Linked DNA regions of Homo sapiens: region 2 is linked to region 1. A link is an interaction called in ENCODE POLR2A ChIA-PET data of the cell type or tissue named here. Cell type or tissue: endothelial cell of umbilical vein. All regions are shown on one strand.

Region 1 (2,500 bases):
ACTAGTTGAGTATCCCGTATCCAAATATTCTAAATTTAAAACACTCCCATGAGCACCTTCTTTGAGCATCATATTGGCACTTGGAAAGTTTCAGATTTTGAAGCATTTCAGATTTTTTGGATTTGGGATGCTCAGCTGCTTTTTACAAATTGAAGGTTTGTGGCAATCCTTTGAGCATCTGTCAGCACCATTTTTCTATTGGCATGCCTCTGTTAGCATTTTTCAGCAATAAAGTATGTTTTAATTACAGCATATGCATGTTTTAGACATAATGTTGTTGCACACTTAATAGACTGTAGGATAGTAACCATAACTTCCGTATACACTGGGAGACCTGAAAATTTGTATGACTTGCTTTATTGCCATATTCACTTTCTTAAGCTGGTCTGGAAACAGACCTACGGTATCTCCAAAGTATGCCAATAATCCAAAAGAGTACCCTCCTAGACTTAGATTCTTCATGCTGGGTTCTCTGACTAGGGAGGGTGCAGGTGTCATGGCCGAGTCTAGTTTGGGAAGTGCAGCTGTGTGATGGCATTCACACTGTGATTAATGCCCTTTTGGTTGCAGGGACTGCCGCCATGCGGAACACCAAACGAGGTTCCTGGTACATCGAGGCTCTTGCTCAAGTGTTTTCTGAGCGGGCTTGTGATATGCACGTGGCCGACATGCTGGTTAAGGTGAGCCAGCGGGCTCCGTGACCCCTGTGTGTCTCCACAGTGCTCTACTTTCCTCCTCTCTTGAATGCTCTTTCATAGTCCGTCTCCCCTTCCCGTTTGCTGCTCTCCTGAAGCCCGAGATTCTCAGACTTGGGCCTATTGGTTCTGCCCCTCCAGGTGAACGCACTTATCAAGGATCGGGAAGGTTATGCTCCTGGCACAGAATTCCACCGGTGCAAGGAGATGTCTGAATACTGCAGCACTCTGTGCCGCCACCTCTACCTGTTCCCAGGACACCCTCCCACATGATGTCACCTCCCCATCATCCACGCCAAGTGGAAGCCACTGGACCACAGGAGGTGTGATAGAGCCTTTGATCTTCAGGATGCACGGTTTCTGTTCTGCCCCCTCAGGGATGTGGGAATCTCCCAGACTTGTTTCCTGTGCCCATCATCTCTGCCTTTGAGTGTGGGACTCCAGGCCAGCTCCTTTTCTGTGAAGCCCTTTGCCTGTAGAGCCAGCCTTGGTTGGACCTATTGCCAGGAATGTTTCAGCTGCAGTTGAAGAGCCTGACAAGTGAAGTTGTAAACACAGTGTGGTTATGGGGAGAGGGCATATAAATTCCCCATATTTGTGTTCAGTTCCAGCTTTTGTAGATGGCACTTTAGTGATTGCTTTTATTACATTAGTTAAGATGTCTGAGAGACCATCTCCTATCTTTTATTTCATTCATATCCTCCGCCCTTTTTGTCCTAGAGTGAGAGTTTGGAAGGTGTCCAAATTTAATGTAGACATTATCTTTTGGCTCTGAAGAAGCAAACATGACTAGAGACGCACCTTGCTGCAGTGTCCAGAAGCGGCCTGTGCGTTCCCTTCAGTACTGCAGCGCCACCCAGTGGAAGGACACTCTTGGCTCGTTTGGGCTCAAGGCACCGCAGCCTGTCAGCCAACATTGCCTTGCATTTGTACCTTATTGATCTTTGCCCATGGAAGTCTCAAAGATCTTTCGTTGGTTGTTTCTCTGAGCTTTGTTACTGAAATGAGCCTCGTGGGGAGCATCAGAGAAGGCCAGGAAGAATGGTGTGTTTCCCTAGACTCTGTAACCACCTCTCTGTCTTTTTCCTTCCTGAGAAACGTCCATCTCTCTCCCTTACTATTCCCACTTTCATTCAATCAACCTGCACTTCATATCTAGATTTCTAGAAAAGCTTCCTAGCTTATCTCCCTGCTTCATATCTCTCCCTTCTTTACCTTCATTTCATCCTGTTGGCTGCTGCCACCAAATCTGTCTAGAATCCTGCTTTACAGGATCATGTAAATGCTCAAAGATGTAATGTAGTTCTTTGTTCCTGCTTTCTCTTTCAGTATTAAACTCTCCTTTGATATTATGTGGCTTTTATTTCAGTGCCATACATGTTATTGTTTTCAACCTAGAAACCTTTATCCCTGCTTATCTGAAACTTCCCAACTTCCCTGTTCTTTAAGACTTTTTTTTTTTTTTTTTTTTTTTTTGAGACAGAGTCTCGCTCTGTCGCCCAGGCTGGAGGGCAGTGGCACGATCTCAGCTCACTGCAAGCTCCAACTCCCGGGTTCACGCCATTCTCCTGCCTCAGCCTTCCAAGTAGCTGGGACTACAGGTGCCCGCCACCGTGCCCGGCTAATTTTTTTGTATTTTTAGTAGAGACAGGGTTTCACCATGTTAGCCGGGATGGTCTTGATCTCCTGACCTCATGATCCACCCACCTCAGCCTCCCAAAGTGTTGGGATTACAGGCGTGAGCCACTGCGCCCGGGCAAGACCTTTTTTTAAAAAAAAAAAAAAAAAAACTTCCATTCTTTCTT
Region 2 (2,500 bases), 130 kb after region 1:
ATTTTATCCTTTCCAGACAATACTAGGGTGAGAGAGTGGTGGTTGCCCAGGTATACAAAGTGATTTGGGAATCTGAATCTTAAACTGACTTTTAACTAGTTTTTCTCTAGAGGAACCTGGTATGGCAAATCTTGGGTAAAAGTCGGTTCATTCTTGACTTTTCCTTCTGCTTGGATAGAATTCTGTTTTCTTAGGGCTGTTGTATCTTTGATCACTCTTCTATCTATTTTATTTGGATTTATGCCTTAATTTCAATTTTTTTTTTTTTTTTTTTTTTTTTTTTTTTTTTTGAGATGGAGTCTCTCTGTAGGCCAGGCTGGAATGCAGTGGCGTGATCTCGGCTCACTGCAACCTCCACCTCCCGGGTTCCGGTTCAAGCAATTCTCCTGCCTCAGCCTCCCGAGTAGCTAGGATTACAGGCACATGCCATCATGCCCAGCTGATTTTTTTTTGTATTTTTAGTAGAGACGGGATTTCACTATGTTGGCCAGGCTGGTCTTGAACACCTGACCTTGTGATCTGCCCGCCTTGCCCTCCCAAAGTGTTGGGATTACAGGGGTGAGCCACTGCACTTGGCCTCAAAAATCTTTCACAGTTAATTTAGAAGAGTTTTGGGGAGCAAAGGAAAGAAGGTGGGTTGATGCAATCTGTCCTTACCCCTCTTGTTGACTTTGGATCTATCTATGGTAGCGGTTTAAAATTTGTTTCTTGCAATGGAGTTCTTTCTTTGAAATAGTATGTAGAAGCTCAGTATATAAAATACATATAAGCAGGACTGCTGTGTTTGAAAAGGAAATGAGGGTTTATGGTTCTACTTTCTCAGTTCTCCTCTTACCCTTTCCCTACCATGAGAACTCCCTGGAAAGCATAATTTGTAAACCACTGATTTAGAAATTATCGAACATAACTTATCCCTCCAGTAGATGTTAGACATTGAGTGAAGTTCATGGCATTATGGGAAGAACGTTTGATTTATTCCTTTAGAGATTAATTTTATTGCTTCTAAATGCTCGAATGGAGCAAGGCAAAGAGAAAGATTCATTCTAAAGATCTTTTAGTTGAAATAGAATTGGACTCAACTTCCTTGCAGGCTAACTTTATAATTACAAAAATAACTATCAAATGCTATTTTTTATTTGAGAGGAAAGTCTGTAGATTTACCTGAATATTAAACGATATTCAACTGTACATTCACATTTTGATAATGGAAGATGTTAGAAATTCCCAAATTTACTTTCAGAAAGCTAAAATTCTCTATTATGCCGGATTGCTATTACAGCCAATGTTTATTCTAAATTACTTACTTAAATATAAGAGTCAGAGGAAGTCTTCAGGGTGAGAAAAAATATTTAGGGCTTATCTTGCAGGGAAATCATTATTAAATTTGTGCATAGTTTAGCTTAACATTTATGTGCAGTCTAGCCATTAAAAACATTGTTATTTCCTTTTTCCTCCACCTTTCCCTGGAGTGGGCCATCAGTTACCCGATAAAGCCATGGAAATACGTGGAAGTATTTATGCAATGCACGTCACTCAAAGGTTCAGTTGGGAATGGGCACCAAGATTGAGAAACCTGTCAAATGAAATGTATTTTTGTATGTCTCTAAGATGAACCAAGAATTCATTCTCTAAGAATTCAAGAATGTATTCTTGAATGTGATAAGAAAAAGAAAATAAAAACAAAAAACAAACGAATCAACAGAAACCAAAAAGCACTTTACTGGTGTAGAGGACTAACGTGAGGGAAGTGCCAGTAGCTCTTTGCAGAATCTTCCATTTTAATCCAGTCTTCTGCTGTTACCTGTTTACCATTACTACCATTTCACAGAAGACTCAGACTTCATCCTAAAAAACTATCTCCAGTCATGCTGCAGAAAATAATTCGTTAGCTTCAGCTGCAGGAATGAGACACCTTTAAAAAAGAGAAATGTGACCCAAACTTTTGTGAGAAACACCTTGTATTTTGATTGCTATTTCACATTCGAAGGACTCTTGAAAAACAGAAAAAACCTAAAACATCATCTTGCTTATGGTATCTTTTGGTGGCAGACTATGAATGGGACATGGGACCCCCATAAGATATATCTAGTGAAGCACTGAGAGATGGATAAACAGGTGCCTGCGGGAAAGGTACTCTTTCAGCCTTCTTATAGAAGAGTATTGAAACAGGAGAAAATGTTTACTTTCTAGAGCTATCAACTGTAGAAAGGAAAAGTCCTGGGGAAGACTTGTTCTGGCAAAGTGCACGCTTTGGCACCTCTGCAGAGAACATGAAGTTTGCCCGCAAACATTAGATGTCTACTTGGTTACACGTGACCGCAACAGGGCGTGTGTACCATGGCCTCAGCTCGCTTCTTGATGACATCATGAATCTGGGCTCCGGCCAAAGGATTTTGAGACGAGCCAAAATGCTGTGGAGCATGCAGAAGCCACTCATTGCTGTTGTCTTCAAGAAGCCAGAGGAAGACATGCAAAGAATTAAAGAAAGACGCTGAAGCTG

The links. Peaks named below come from ENCODE experiments on the same cell type or tissue, not always from the same donor. Only the 100,000 strongest peaks of a DNase experiment are listed, where the experiment ranks them.
Region 2: POLR2A ChIA-PET joins it to region 1 with 10 read pairs; 2 of 35 experiments call an interaction of 5 or more read pairs at or near these places.

The regions. Positions count from the first base shown.
Region 1 is chr7:143,304,104-143,306,603 of GRCh38, forward strand. CASP2 (caspase 2) reads left to right here. Exons shown (of 11, transcript NM_032982.4): 10 at 571-680; 11 at 837-2,500. The coding sequence ends at 968. Among named protein-coding and RNA genes, the nearest start is that of CLCN1, 11 kb to the right of the region's middle. In endothelial cell of umbilical vein, a CTCF peak has its summit at 1,552 (motif pointing left); a DNase peak (open chromatin) is centred at 1,528.
Region 2 is chr7:143,432,537-143,435,036 of GRCh38, forward strand. All of the region lies in intron 2 of EPHA1-AS1 (EPHA1 antisense RNA 1), which reads left to right. Among named protein-coding and RNA genes, the nearest start is that of TAS2R60, 9.7 kb to the right of the region's middle. In endothelial cell of umbilical vein, no CTCF peak of the experiment used is centred here; a DNase peak (open chromatin) is centred at 1,455.